2 separate regions of the Mus musculus genome follow, and region 2 is linked to region 1. The links are chromatin loops, found by intact Hi-C in ENCODE. Cell type or tissue: heart. All regions are shown on one strand.

Region 1 (8,000 bases):
ACCCCTAAGCCCAGACAAAAGCTCAAACAACAACCTATAATTGTAAGAAGTCTTTTTTTTTTAATATAGTCTTTGAAGTCAGTTTACTCCTATCTGTGCTCTGCCCTCGACCTAACAGAGTACATTCCCAGTATGTCCAGTGCATTTATGTGATAGCAGAGATTGGCCCTGGAGTTAGGATTTTCTTTTTCCCAACTCTTCAGAACTGGGATCACAGGCTGACCATAATGGTATTCTTGGACCGTTACAGCCACAAATGAGCATATTATTATTATAAATTGCTGACTTCTCATTACCTTAAGTATTCATAGCAACAAAATGTACTGGTCTCCTGAACCCTAGTAAAGTATAAAACTTCACTTAAGCAAGGTTAAGAGTCTCTTAAATGTCCTTAAATTCAGATGCTGTACTTAACAGCTGTCTTTTGGTTATGCAATGTATTATGCAATTATTACAAATGCACACATTTGGCAGGGTGGCAAGGTGCAGTCTTTAGCAGATAATGAGTGGGACATTTTAAATAGCATGCCTTCATTGCTCTCTAGTACCTTGCAAAAATACTGAAGAAACAATAACTAATACATTCTTACCATTTTGATTGCAACTTCCAAACCAGTGTGTATGGACTCAGCTCTGTAGACACCAGCAAATGATCCTTTACCGAGTAGATTTCCAACCTTAAAGTCCTTTTAAAAAAAAAATTAAGGATTACACGTGAGGAATCGCAGATCTAGAAAGTAAGAAAGTTGGGTAGGGGATGGGATGTGAAATGGGCCAAAGAGAAAAGGAGACATGGTTCAAGCAGCTGCCACACCTCGATGATGCAGGTGTCTGGGGTGGAAGGCATCTTGACGCTCTGAGAGATTTTCTGAGCTCCCTCCCTGATGGAGGCTAAGGACTCTAATGAGCTGGTTAGCTCGGGTCCCTCCTCTGGCCCACCAGGTTCCCGCCGCAGCTCCCGCCACGGTAACCGCCATCCCCGGGGAGGGGGCAAGCGGAGCGCGGCTTTGGAGGCGGGAGTGCGGACCCGACGCCAAGGGACCAGGACCGGGCGGGGCCCGCAGCTGGAGACACACCTGCGGGGTACAAGGCGCTCCCCTCCGGGCGGGGCTCCAGGGGGCGGGTCGCTTCGCCTGTCCCTCGGCGATCAGCCCCGCCACCGCCACCGCGCCTGCCCGCCTCATCCCCGCTTTACTAGTGTCACTGAGCACCAGTGAGCGCCTGAGCCAGACTGGGCCTCAGCCTCAGCCCGCTAACCCGTCTGGTCTCCCGTGTGTTTGTGCCGAGCCACAATGGACCTCCCCTCAGCACTGCGCTCGGTTCACCTCAGCTCACTGGGTCCCGGAATACCAGAGTCCGCCTCCATCGGACCTTCCCTCAGCTCCGCGCCCGCCGGCCTCACCTCGATCCTCTCCCCGATGCACGCCGCCATGTTCCCGAGCCGCCGGCGCCCGGGGCTCGGCCTTCTCGCAGTCCCTCCGAGGCAGCGCTCCGAGAAGCCAGCAGGTCTTGGCGCCCATCAGGACGCCTTCTCTACGCCGCCGCTGGCGACGCCGCCAACGCCACCGAAAGGTACCCCCGGTACCTCCCGAGGCCTGGGCGGCGCCCCGGAGCTCCCATTTTGAAAAATTCCCGCCGGTCTCCGAACGAGCCAGCCTGGCGGTGACGTCAGCACACTCTCCACTTCTTAGAGGCGGAGACCGACACGCATGCGCAGCAGGGGCTTTCCCTCGCTCTAGGCCGGAAGTGGGTTTTAAGTTTGACGGAAAGCGGTCAGTGTACGACTGACCGTAGCGCGGACGCTAATAATAGGTTACGTTTTGACCTGAAGGATAATAGGGCTTTGGCTTCCCGCAGAAAGTCTTTTAAATAAGTGTGTAGGTTTGGCCTAAAGAGAACTAGGGGGAAAAGTCCATTACTTTCCTTAGAACAGCCCCGAACCCGCCAGCCCACCATGTACACCGTTGTGCCATTTTCCTTTTTTACAGCTATTAATGTGTGGTGCTTTAAGATGAACTGTATAGGGAAAACACCGACTCTAAAGTAAAAAAAGCCTGGGGATGTACCTAAGTGGTAAAATGCTTTCCAAGCGTGGACATGTCCTTGGGTTCTAGTTTCTTCTTTCCCAGCAACCCGCTGCCCGGACAGATATTAAAGGTTGGACACAGCGACGCACTGGGGTTGAGTCAGTCCATTCTTGGACTCTAAGGAGTTCCAGGCTAACCTGGGCTACCAATCTTACAAATTTATTTTGAGCCATATGTGAGTGACCTAGGCTAAGTCATTTTCCTCTAAAAATGTTTTGAAGAAAGAGTAGTGGTATGGATCTTTACATTAGTTGCTAGTAAATAATCCGACAGGGGTTTGCTTTTTAGCCTAATTGTTTTGAGATTTTTTAATCAGATGCAAAAAGATCCAAAGTAGTGACTTGTTTTCTGAAGATCCTCAATAGTGTGTTCTCTCTGTGTCTGTGTTTTATCTCAACTCCTAATAGTGTTCCAATCCAGGTCTAGATTGCTATCCCCAAATGCCAGTGATTCCAGGACAAGAAGTGAGGCAAGGAAAGATTCATTTGGAAAGACAGCAAATCAGAGATGATGGCACCTGGGTGGTCAGGGGGTCTATCAACAAAGATGAGTCGTCTTAGTGGGGGCCTGTGTCTCCAAGGGCAATTTATAGTTAGGAATAAGAGGAATAGGCTAGCGGGCACTTTTAAAAGGTTCTATGCTGAGTGAGGTCCTCATTTAGGACCTTTTTGTCTTTGGCTGCAGTATCCTTGAGACAATTAAGGCCAACCTCCACACATATTTAAATGAACACGTTATCCTGCAAGCAAGGCATCACTTCACAAGTTTCATGCTTTTCAGACACTGTGCACATCTCAGGGGTAGGAGATACCGACATAGTGAGTGAGACCTAGCTGCTGTGGGAGAGAGCCATATTTGCCTATCAGTACTCAATGCTGTCAGCTAGCCTCCTGTTATCCACGTCCAGGGGCTCTGATGCCACCTTCTGGCTCCTATCGACATAGCACTCATGTACACAAACCTATACTCACATAAACTCACGTTATAAAAATAAAATCTACAAACAAAAAAGCTGATCTCATGTACAGAACTTTCTCAAAGCTGTTTGAAAACAAAGCACCGTGCCTGCCGGATGGAGCTTGTGTGAAGATACTTTATAATGAACACGTAATTTACGTACACACAGGAATGATTGCACATCAAAAACAAAAACCTGCAATTTAATGGATTCATTTGTAGTTTAAGGAATGTTTACATTCATAGAAGCACTCTCAATTTTCAACATGATTTAACATTCTAGAATTCTAATTTCAAGCACACTGGCATATTAGAATTTCCCTTGCAGTGTCTTAATAGGCAAATAAGATTATTATGACTCAGGGTCATGCTATGCACCTCAGGCTGGCCTTGAATTCCAGAGCTAGATTTTAGATGTGTGCTACCCGATCTAGTTTCATAGATGATTTAGACTGTTGCTTAAAAGTCTTGCAGATGTCTTTGGTATTCCTGGGCTTTATTTTGTGGCCTCAGAGTTTTTGTAAATATTTCACATGTATTTAAAGTTTATCAGAGCCCATTAATAGTCTGTTGATATAAATCCATGCCCTCGTTACTTTTTGTTGCTTTATATATTTGCCTTGTGTTATCACTTCATTGTCAGCTGCAGTCTATGTTCTCAGACCTGTGTCAGAGCTCATATATATTTCTAATGAATTCTCTATAATCAAAGAATACCCTCTTTATGCTCTAAAGTTTTAATTTATACTACTCATATTTACAGAAACATTTTTTTAACCTGTAGAATCATTTTTTCTTAGCCTTTCACTTACCTTTTTGTATGTTCTTAGCATAACTTTTTCTCTACTACATCTTTTTTTTTTTTGGATCTTCTATAAGCCACAAATACTCTTCAAACTGGCAAATATGATGTCATTAAAGTAGCTATCAGTGTTTAGGTTTTTATTTACTTACTAAGACAAGGTCTCTGTAGACCTGACTTTGTACTTACTTGCAATGGACACCCTCCCTCTGTTTCACTAGTACTCACCTGGCTACTAGACTTTTTAATGTGATTTCAATGTTTTCTTCTTTTAGCAATGGATTACAATTTAGTTTATGTTATCTTCTATTAATTTTATATTCTTGTCATCTCTGATCACTAAGGAAATCAGTTTTATCCTGTTGACAGTGAGATTAAACAGGTGGCCAAAGCATCACTGCGGAAAGTGTGCTCACTCTGCTGACATCATGCTGCCTGTGAGACTTCCGGGCTGTGTGAACCATCTTGAATCTATGTCTTTATCCAAAGGGGGAAATTTTGTAGATAAGTTAGTAAAGACATGCTTATAACAGTCCTTTCTTACCTCTAAAACATTCTCCTTCCTCATATTACCTAACTAGAGAGCTTTTTTTTTTTTTTAAGAAACCCTTTCAAATTTTCAACTCATGAACAGCTGACTGTAGCTTAACCATCTAAGACTTTTAGAATATGTGCATTTCATTGAGACTTTGAGACTGGGTTTCTCTGTGTAGCTCTGGCTGTCATGGAACTTGTTCTGTAAAGCAGGTGAAGAGATCTGTCTCTGCCTCTGGAGTGCTGGGATTAAAGGAGTGCACCACTACCACCACTCTGTGGCTGAGATAATTTGGAAATTTAAAGTGTATGACATAAATGTTTTTCTAGATTGAGGATACATATCCTTTTTTTACAAGCTATCTTAATCCCCCCAGAAGATTAATATTGCATATATTATATTTATTTTTTTATCAGGAACAGCAATTATTTTTATTAGTATGTTCCTTTATCAGGAACACACACACACACACACACACACACACATTTTATTAGGAACAGCAGTTACTTTTGTATCCGGAACTGATCTTGAGACACAGAATTCGTCCTGCCTCTGCTTCCCAAATACTGGGATTAAAGACGTACACTACCACAGCGGGCTTTGAGATGTGGTCTCTCACTAAACCTGTAGGGATCTAGGGATCTCATGAGTCCATTTCCTCAGTGCCACTAACCCTAGTTTTGCTTTGTTTTAAGTGGGTGCTCTGGATCCACACACTTGCACTTGGATTTTAATGAGACATCCCCCAGCCCCAGGAACAGCAGTTCCTTTTTATTTTACATGCATGTTTGCATGCACATGCATGTCACAGTCAGGACAATTTTGTACAGTTGGTATCACTCCTTCCATCATGAGATCTAGGGCGTAGACTCAGATCCTCAGCCTTGCAGAGCAAGTTGGTTGAGCCACCTCACCAGCTCCAGGAGCAGCAGGTCCTAAACAGAGGACCTGGGCAGAAATTCTTCTCAACCTGAGAAGTTCCAAAGCTTTACTTCACTCTCAAGCTTTTGTCCATTACCACATCTAAAACTCAAAAATGACCATATGACTCTTCAGAATCAAGTGTCTGAAAATTACTTAAAAGCCCCATTGTTTTGCAAGTTCCTTATTTAAGAAGATTTGGTGACTTGTCATCAGTGTTTCATACAGTGAGTAAAGTCCAACACTTAAACATTAAACCTCTGGTGTGCAAAACTCATGGTTCAAGTAGCAGGTAGAATATGTATTTATTATTATTACATGACTTCTTGACAATGTGGACCAACATCCAAAACTGAATTGCATTTATTATCATTTGTTAACTTGTTTGCTAGTATGAAGATGCAATTTACATACAATGTTTTATATGCTTCTATTATTCCATATGCAAACATTTTGTGGATATATTTGTGAACCAGTCAAATTCCAAAATGATATTTATAGATTATCAATTAACATTGGAAGCCGTTCTTATGTCTGTTCATGTCTGTTATGTCAAAATTATTTTATAGACATGTCACATTTGATTATAGTTTTCTGCACTGCTTTGCAAACAGAATTGAGAGATCAAATGTACAGTTTTTCTAAAAGGAAGAAAACTAAGACTAGTTACTAAGCACTAAACTGTCAAAAGTCCTTGTACAGGGACAGTGGAGTGGAGTCCCTTTGTACATGGTTGTAATAATGGTTGTGAGATGACTGGAAGACTGTTTACCAGAACTGGACAATCTAGCTCAGTTTTCATTAAAAACTGTTCTCGCTGGGTAGGGGTGGCACATACTTTTGTCCCAACATTCAGGAGACAGAGGCAGGAGGATCTCTGTGAGGCAAGTGTGGTTTATATAGTGAGTGTTTCATTTCAGGACAGCCAAAGCTACACCAGACCAAAACCAAAACCTTTTGTGCAATATGCTGTAACACTACACAGTTAACAGTGGCTTCCTTCCTCCCAAATCTAAGAGATGACCATTTCATGTTAGGACTCTCCTTCTAAGACACTAAAGCCACAAAAGTTTATTTTAGAGAAAAAGTGTACACACTGTAAAGCTAGTTTTTTCATCTTAAATTGCTTTTTAACATGTACATTCTAAGCAGGCTGACATGATTTTAAAGGTGTTTTTTACTTAATCTCTCAGAAGGAACAAACTTAGAAAACTTAAAAAAAAAAGATGTAGAGTGCTTTTTCTTAATCAGAAATCAAAGATGTCTGTTTTTTACTTTGAACTTCTAACCCTTGTTATTTTGTTTTTTTTTCCTTGTTATTTTGTAATACTTAACAGACAACATTCACAAACTGACTTCTTTTGGTCCAGAACCACTTCAATGCCACTATTAAAACTGGAGATATTGAATATGCAATATTCATCCTGGTTTATTACATATTATATATGATGTAAGAACTCCAAATCCTGACTGTAAGGTTTAGTATTAAAAAGGAAACAAAAGGCTGGTCAAGGTGGCACACACTCAATTCCAGCACTCAAGGCTGAGGCAGGAGGATTACAAATTGGAGGCCAGGCAGGACTACATATCTAGACCTCATCTCAAATATAAAGGGAAAGGGACTCAAGTTATCTAAACTGCTAATTTAATCATCAATGTGGCAGATGCACGCTTTAAATATCATAGAAGAGTTAAAGGAAAATAAATTGTAAGAGCAATGCATTTGAAAACACTTTAAATGACATTTTACACACAAACTGATTGTGAAAGCTAGTTATTTAAATTCTATAATATAATTTAAGGCATGTTATATCTCACCATCTCTTTAGGATAAGTATGTTTTTTGGTGTGTGTGTTCTTTTAATAATCATCCTGTGACTTGGGTGACATAGCATCATACTCCAAGCAAGCATCATGTTATTTTCAGTACCATGGATATGACTGCATCTTGCATCAGATGGTCATGATTTAGTTACTATGTTTGGCTCCTTGACTTGAAAGCTCCCATTTCAATATATTGTTAACAAATATGTCCCTGCCTCTTTTTACTATTTATTCTTATAATTTGCTAGAATCATCCTTAAGAATCCAGTTAGCTAACTGGAGAGATGGCTCAGCAGTTAAGAACACTGGTTTCTTATCCAAAGGTCCTGAGTTCAATTCCCAGCAACCACATGGTGGCTCACAACCATCTGTAATGGGATCTGATGCCCTCTTCTGGTGTGTCTGAGACAGCCACAGTGTACTCATATACATAAATCTTAAAGCAACCACATGGTGGCTCACAACCATCTGTAATGGGATCTGATGCCCTCTTCTGGTGTGTCTGAGACAGCCACAGTGTACTCATATAAATAAATCTTTAAAAAAAAAAAAAATCCAGTCAGCGAGGCTGCTTTTGCAGTCGTACAAGGCTGGCTACTTCCACAGTTTTTCTTTTTTTTTTTTTTTTTTTTTTTTACTTTCCTTTGAAGCAGTTTGATTTTCAACATTCTTAACATTCTAGAAGCCCCTTTACTGTCTAAAATAACTAAGAATTTGGCTATGTTTAGTGGTTTGAATGAGAATGGTTCCCATAGGCTCATATATTTGAATGTCTAGTCACTAGAGCCCAGAACTGGTTTGAGGAAGATTACAAGGATTAGGAGGTGGGGTCTTTTGAAGGAAGTGCATTACTGGGGGTGGACCTTGAAGTTTT
Region 2 (8,000 bases), 190 kb before region 1:
AGCCATCATCTTTTTATAAGCTAACTGACTTCTCAGTGTCCCCTTTCAGATCCTAGATGCTTTACTGACTCCTCCTCCTGGACTACTTTCCCTGCTTTTTACACGTTCCTTTCCAAAGGTCCACTTTGTCTAATCTGGCATGTTTATTCTTTTAGAACATTGATCATTATCATCCGTGAGTGGTTACTGCTAATTGTGGGCTTATTTAATGTCTGTTCAGTTTCAAATCCTCATATCTTATGCCTGGGGACACTCTGGCAATCAATGACTATGGTACTCAGCTGACCCACAGGCGCAGCACTAATGGAATTAGAAATTGCACATGCAGCACAAAGTCAGAACCAAGGACAGTGATTACAACATGGAAATAGCCTCAATCATGCTAATCATCTACCACCCAGCCACAGTCCCTTTCTATTTTGAGGCAGAGTTTTGTGAAATTGATCAGGCTAGACTTGAACTTGCACTACTCCTGCTGGGAGTACTTCCAAGTAACTGGCATACTACAGGCCTATGGCACCATGCCCAGCAATTAGTAGAATATATTTATATTTCTGTTACACAAATGATCTCAGATAGACATCAACTCTCGAACCAAGCATCAGAAATAATGTTAGCAGGGTGGGCAAGATGCTTAGCAAGTAAGGGTGTTTGCTGACATGCCTAAGGAACTGAGTTCAATCCTCAGGACCTATACAGAAGGAGAATCAACTCCTTCAAGTTATCCTCTGATCACCACACTTGCATTGTGACATGTGTACATGTCCCTCCACCCTCTCTCTCAATGAATGTGTTTTTATGAATAAAACCCTATTATCTAAACTTCATAAAAACATACTTCTTGGGCTGGAGAAGATGGCTCAACAGTTAGGAGCAATTGCTGTTCTTTCAGAGGATCTGGGTTCAATCCCAGTACCCATATGGCAGCTCACAATTGTCTGTATCTCCAGTTCCAGGATCTGACACCCTCACATTAATGCACATAAAATTAAGTAAACTAAAATAAAAAAGTCTTCTTTCCCACAGCAGCAAGATGGGCAGAAAACTGTCCAAGATTTAAGTCACTGACATGCTCTATCAGTGGCATGCTATATCAGTGACATGCTATATCAGTGGCATGTTCTCTAAAAAGGCAGTGACTACAAGCAATAATGAAACTTCCAAGGTCATGCCTCTTACTCACACCAAGCCCATTATAGGCCATCCCCTCTATTCAGCGACTAGCTTTTCTTCCTACAACTGTTTGCAGCAGAAAAAGAAACCCTTACGTTCCTAACTGTACCAGTATAAATGAAGAGATTTGGAGATCAGACAGCTATTTTGTTCTCTCTTCTACCTTAGCGTAATAGAGTAGAGGCCGGAGTCTGTGGTGAAATGCAAGAGAATAAAATTAGAATGAGTACATCAAGTAGGCCTGTCCACAGTCATTTTTTCATTCCTTATTAGAAACTGCATTTTTCCCCACAAGCTTTAGTCAGCAAATATTTTTTGATGATGAAAGTATTCATTATATTATCACCTAAAATTACTCCTTAAAGGTTGTGATTATCAAACATATTTGCATTATCTCTATCTTTATCTATATATTGGGTATAATTTATCTATACTCAAAATGTATGAAATAAACCCCTAAATTTAAGAAAATAAGCAACAAACTATCAGCTGAACCATGCTGCCAGAAACTGTTACCTTTATGGCTTCATGTGTATTTTCACTCTCCGTGCACAGATCCTGTTCACACAGTAATACAAGCCATCACGGAAACTTCAGCAAGTTCTGATGTAATTTTTGTTTGTGATACATGTGTGCCTGTTTGGTCTCCTCCATGATGCTCTCCCACATAAGGCTGTCTAAGTTACAATCAAAATCTTGTTTACATCTTGGTCAGTAATTTCATAATCTGAATCATAATCAGACCAACCAGTATGTATGTGTGTTTTCCTTCCTTCCTGTCTGCTCTGTTTCTTCATCAAGCAAAAAGTAGTGTTTCTTGTTCTGTTTCCTCTGGCAAATTTAGATGATATGATGTCTCTTCAGATACAGATGTTGATTCCTGAAGGAACAACGTAGTATTTTATATAAGATAACAAAAAAACTTTCATCCCTATAAAATATTATTTTTATTTATTTTTCTGAAGAAAAACGTCCTATACGAGTGTTATCCAACACGAGTATACTCAATGATCAGATTAGTAGGCAAATTCTAATAGAGAACTAAGCAACTGTTCTGGTTGAACTTGAAACACACACACACACACACACACACACACACACACACACATACACACACACAAGGTTGAGTAAAAGGATTGATACAGACTCCCTAAATTTGGGGTGGCCCTTACTTCATCTGCCACAAGGCACTGACTTGCTGAATCACAAGGAAGCAAGGCCTAGACATGGAAATTATTTATTATTTATTATAATTAATTATTAGACATGTGCATTCAGAAAGACAAGAAAAATAAAACCTTTTAGGATCACATAGAAAGCTCTCTATGGCTGAGCCTTTGTACATCATGATACACAATGTATACATACAATCTGTGGGGTTGTTTTCATATTAAATCTGCTCTAATGCTAAAAGGTACACTTCCTTGTGTTCATGTAAAATAGCTATGGTTGATGCGACATGCCCAAGCTTCAGCTATGAAGATCCTTCTGGCAGAGCCGAATTAGCATCTAGTCTGGCCTAAATCTGAGCACACCAAACACTTCTGCTTTGCTGTCACATGCCACTCTCTGACCCAACTTTACCTTTCAGCCTCATATGCCTAAAACAAAGTAATCCCTTTCTTTCAGAATTCTTAGTCATGTCGATTTGTTGTCATTAGTTGACAAGGTGACAAGGTGAGCCGGGTACTGCCCTAGAAAAACTGTCTATGTGTGAATATACTTTATAAGATGCAGAATATACTGTGTGTATATACATGTTTGTATACATGTGCGTGTTTTGGTCAGAAATTGTCCTCCACCTTATTTATTACTAGTTGTTGAATTCAAACAGATTTTTCAGGGTTGCTCCTTTTATTTATTTTTATGTATATGGGTACTTTTCCCTGCTTTTATATGTTTGTGCTACAAATGGGCAGTGCCTGTAGAGGTCAGAAGAGGGCATCATAGACCATGGAACTGGACTTGAAAATGTGAGCAGCTATGTGGGTGCCTCAGGAAGTGTAGACAGTGATTTTAATTGCTGAGCCATCGCTCCAGCCCCTCCACTTTATTTTTGGAGATGGAGTCTTGCATTGCACCTGGAGGTTGAAGTTCTGGCTAGACTGATCCTCCTATCTCCATCTGTCCAGAACAAGGGTTACAGGCACACAATGCCATTCCTAAAGTTTTATATGGTACTGGAGATCCAAATTCAGGCTCTAATGATAACAAGGCAAACCCTTTATCAACAGAGCCATCTCCCTAGCCTAGGTCCGCTGGAAGAAGACCAGCTCTTCTGGTTCAACTCCTAGTACCTACTTAGTAGCTCAAACCAAATCTAACTCAGTGCCAGGGGAGTCAATAACCTTTTCTGGCCTCTGCAGACACTGCAAGTATGTGGTGCACACATACAGGAGAGAGAGGGGGGGAGGGGAGAGGGGAGAGGGGAGGAGAGGGGAGGAGAGGGAGAGGAGAGGAGAGGAGAGGAGAGGAGAGAGGAGAGGCAATCCTGAATATATTTTTTAAGACTATATGTAGGGTATATGGGACAGGGGGAGCCTAAATAATCAAACACCAACCTTTCAACTTGTAGGGAATGATTTTGTATTGAGCTAAAAGGAAGGCTCAGCAGCTAAAGGCACTTGCCTCCAAGTCTGATGATTTGGGTTCAATCCCCAGGACCCACACAGTAGAGAACTGACTTCCTTCCTCATATTTTCTTTTGATCTCCATACCCATGCCCTCTACTCATTAAAATTTGTTTTCAATAGATTTTTATTTTGGGTTGAAAATGACATAACTACATGTTTATGTTCAATAATAATGTACAATGTATAAATAATGTTTAAAGTTCACTTAACAATGAATAAATGAGGTCAAGAACTATGAGTTTCTAGAAAGCACAAAGTTCACGAGATTATACTGATGACACAAGAACCAGCAACCAGCCAGTATTATAGCAAAGAAGACAGAAGACACTGCTCTCACTATGATCCTAGAAAGCTTTCAAATGGAAAGCACAAAAACGGGAACGGACAGCAGGCAGCATTCAAAGAGAAGCATTTTGGAAACCAACTGCAAAGCAGCTTCCTTCCCTTTATTTAGGAACATGTAGTCAAGCAGGGGTAGAAGGATAAACTATAATCTCATCAGTAAAGAACAGAAACGAACTGTACCTATCAGAGAAAAACACGACTTGTTTTTGTAATGGCTGAGATCCAGAGTCAGATGTCTGTTCTCTGCCAAGGTGTGGGACAGAAGTCCAAATCTGTAGAAACTCAGTCAAGGGTATGGGCTGTACCTGACATTCATGAAAATGGCCCAACGCTCAGCAGGCTGTATTCATATCCACAAGACAAAGTCTACAACTTAACTAATGCTGGTAAGAATCACAAATCAATAGTCATAATTATTGAGGGGCAACAAATATTCTGAAAGAGAGGACTTCAACACACAAACAAAACTGATAGAACAGAGCTGGAGAGATGGTTCAGTAGGAAATACCACTTACTAGCAAGCCCTAGGACTTGAATTTGATCCCTAAACTGATGACTAAAGTTGTTCTCTGACACTCCTTATCATAGAAATTATCAGTTTTAAGATGAATTATAATCTCACGTGCTACTGGAAAAATAGCCTTCGAAATGTAGGCATTTTAGATACGGAAGGGGATATCAAAATAAGATATTGTAATGTTTTCATGCCTTAGTAAAGAAACACAATCCCCCACAACTACCCAGGAAGGTTGTAAGAGATCAGAGATGACCTGATTTTTTTTTTTCCCCAAAGGTGCTTTAGCCTTTGAAGTACATACTTTGGAGTGTGGTGCTTTTCTGACAGCATCTAAATACACCATGTCTAACTGTTTCAGGGGCTGGGATGTAGTTCAGTGGTAGAGCACTTGCCTAGTATACTTGAACCCTGATTTGTATCTTTAGTATTAGAATAAAGAGAGAGAGGGGGGGGGGGGTGGGCGGGCATAGTGGCGCATGCCTCTAATCCCAGCACTCTGGAATTCAAGGCCAGCCTGGTCTACAAAGTGAGTTCCAGAACAGCCAGGGCTATACAGAGAAACCCTGTCTCGAAAAACCAAAAAGAAAAGAGAAAAGAGAAAAGGGAAAAGGAAAAAAGAAAAAAAATTCTTTTCTTTCCTTCCTTTTTATTTTTTTATTATTTTATTTTTTTCAAGACAAGGTTTCTCTGTGTAGCCCTGGCTGTCCTCGAACACACAGAGAACCGCCTGCCTTTGCTGGGATTAAAGGTTTTGCCTTGCTTATTACGGTTTCTTCAATCAGCACTGTTGACTTTGGACTTGGTGATACTTTAGAATATGTAGGGCCCTTAGAGCCCCGTGGGTCATCAGCTGTGCTTCTGGCATCCACCAGACACAGAGTACACCCCTCCCCCCATTAAAACAAAAAGTGTTTGCTGACCTAGACAAATGCAGTCTTTGAAATTCCAGCTTCCTCTCTGTACCTCTGGTCTCCAGGATAAAGAACCTGGTTTATAAGCCTTTAAAATTCCAGCATTTTTTCTTCCCACAGTTCAGCCACGTATTTTTGATTACCTTTCCTTGAGAGCTTACCTTCCGCATTTGAGCATCCAAGCAGCACTTATTCTAAACTTTAATGAGCTAATTTTGCAGTAACTGTAAGTTCACATAACTGTAAGAGATGGTGGATGTGGCCCATCCTTCATCCGCTTTCCCCATTCTATAATAATAAGCACTCTATAAAACCACTGCACCCATCACAGGACAAGTTACTCACGCCCACATAAGCCCACAATTTTACTTGTTTTCAGACTTTTAATTGCACCAAGTAGTTATTCAGCTAAAGTAACAACATTTTATAGTAAGTTGTGTATCTGTCAACAATCAAAAAATGCAAGATAGTTTTCTCTGGCCTGTTTACAATCATCTGTTTATTTTCTAAAGTAATTCACCCTAACATGCTGAAGCCTGCAATGTGCCCTAGGAGCCTTAGGAATAATTATATTCTTTCAAAATTTGGAAAATTTTAAACGTTAGAAAAATAGAAATATTATTCAAATTTAAACTAGTCACTTAGAGAGTAGAGATGGCTCAGTGGTTAAGAGTGCTGGCTGCTATTTCAGAGGACCTGGGATCAATTCCCATCACCCACATGGCAGCTTACAACTGTCTGTAACTCATACCGTCACACAGATACACATGCAAGCAAACCATTATATGAAATAAGAAAAATTTAAAAAGTAACCCCAAGTTTCTCTTGGAGTTCACAATTCCACTTTCTAAAACCTTTCAAAATCTGCATATATGACAAACAGAAAATTCCTTAATTATACATTATATCCAAGGCACACATTCATTGGGTTTGTACACTTACATTCAGTGTCACTGGGGACAGGCGATGATTCACATCCACCCTCTTCAGAACCCTGGTTCTGAGTCCAGGTCAGGTACGCTGGTAGACAAACCTCTGATACCACTTGGAGGGTATTTGTTACAGTATTTTTCTTTGGGGTCAATGGACTTCCAATTCTTGGAGAGTTTGGGGTAGAAACTAAAATTTTAAATCAGTTCTGCAATTAAAATACTGGTTCATCTTACCTATAAACTGTATTTCATCTTGCCTTAATATGGATTTTTCCTGCACAAAAACATGATATCAATTTCAAAACCTTTCCATGGTTTTCAAGTATGAAAGGCTTGCACGATTCACTCTTTTAACTATTCAAAAGGAAAGCTCTTGAATGAAGGAATTTCACCAACACTTATACAGAACATCACAATCGTTACAGCTTTAAGAATATCTGAGTCATATGCAGCTAGAGATACGAGCTCTGGGGGTACTGGTTAGTTCATATTGTTCCACCTATAGGGTTGCAGACCTCTTTAGCTCCTTGGGTACTTTCTGTAGCTTCTCCATTGGGGGCCCTGTGTTCCATCCTATAGATGACCGTGATCATCCACTTCTGTATTTGCCAGGCACTGGCATAGCCTCACACAAGACAGCTATATCAGGGTCCTTTCAGCAAAATCTTGCTGGCATATGCAATAATGTCTGGGTTTGGTGGCTGGTTATGGGATGCATCCCTGGGTGGGGTAGTCTCTGGATGGTCCATCCTTTCATCTTAGCTCCAAACTTTGTCTCTGTAACTCCTTCCATGGGTGTTTTGTTCCCTATTCTAAGGAGGAATGAAATATCCACACTTTGGTCTTCATTCTTCTTGATTTTCTTGTGTTTTGCAAATTGTATCTTGAGTATTCTAAGTTTCTCGGCTAATATCCACTTATTAGTGAGTGCATATCAAGTGACTTCTTTTGTGATTGGGTTACCTCACTAAGGTTGATATTCTCCAGATACATCCATTTGCCCAAGAATTTCATAAATTCTAGAGCTCCTGTCTCCAGCTGCATATGTAGCAGAAGATGGCCTAGTCGGCCATCACTGGGAAGAGAGGCCCCTTGGTCTTGCAAACTTTATATGCCCCAGTATAGGGGAATGCCAGGGCCAAGAAGTGGGAGTGGGTGGGTAGGGGAGCAGGGTAGGGGGAGGATATAGGGAACTTTTGGGATAGCATTTGAAATGTAAATAAAGAAAATATCTAATAATAAAAAAAAGAATATCTGAGTCACCAATTATGATGGTCACTCCACGTGAGGACCAAAACTGTGAAGTCTTCAACCTGAACATTGAACTATAAGATTTCAACTGCTATTAAGTCACAGTCTAAATACATACGATTTCCTGACTGAAAAATATCTAAACTACAGTAGCAATTACTCCTACATTCACATTCCCTGTATGAAAGACAGTGTGCCCACTTACTGCATACTCTTGTAAGACTGCAAAACACATGTC

The links. Peaks named below come from ENCODE experiments on the same cell type or tissue, not always from the same donor. Only the 100,000 strongest peaks of a DNase experiment are listed, where the experiment ranks them.
Region 2: it touches region 1 in a loop (4-fold over the local background); 5 of 42 quality-filtered maps call a loop at or near these places.

The regions. Positions count from the first base shown.
Region 1 is chr3:40,793,686-40,801,685 of GRCm38, reverse strand. It overlaps Plk4 (polo like kinase 4), which reads right to left and starts at 1,735. Exons shown (of 16, transcript NM_011495.2): 1 at 1,403-1,735; 2 at 591-686. The coding sequence starts at 1,432. It also overlaps a transcript of Hspa4l not described here. In heart, CTCF peaks have their summits at 1,601, 3,011 (motif pointing left) and 7,559 (motif pointing left); a DNase peak (open chromatin) is centred at 1,675; H3K4me3 peaks cover 2,343 bases; H3K27ac peaks cover 1,638 bases.
Region 2 is chr3:40,984,043-40,992,042 of GRCm38, reverse strand. It overlaps a transcript of Larp1b not described here. Among named protein-coding and RNA genes, the nearest start is that of Gm22043, 4.6 kb to the left of the region's middle. In heart, a CTCF peak has its summit at 3,100 (motif pointing right); no DNase peak of the experiment used is centred here.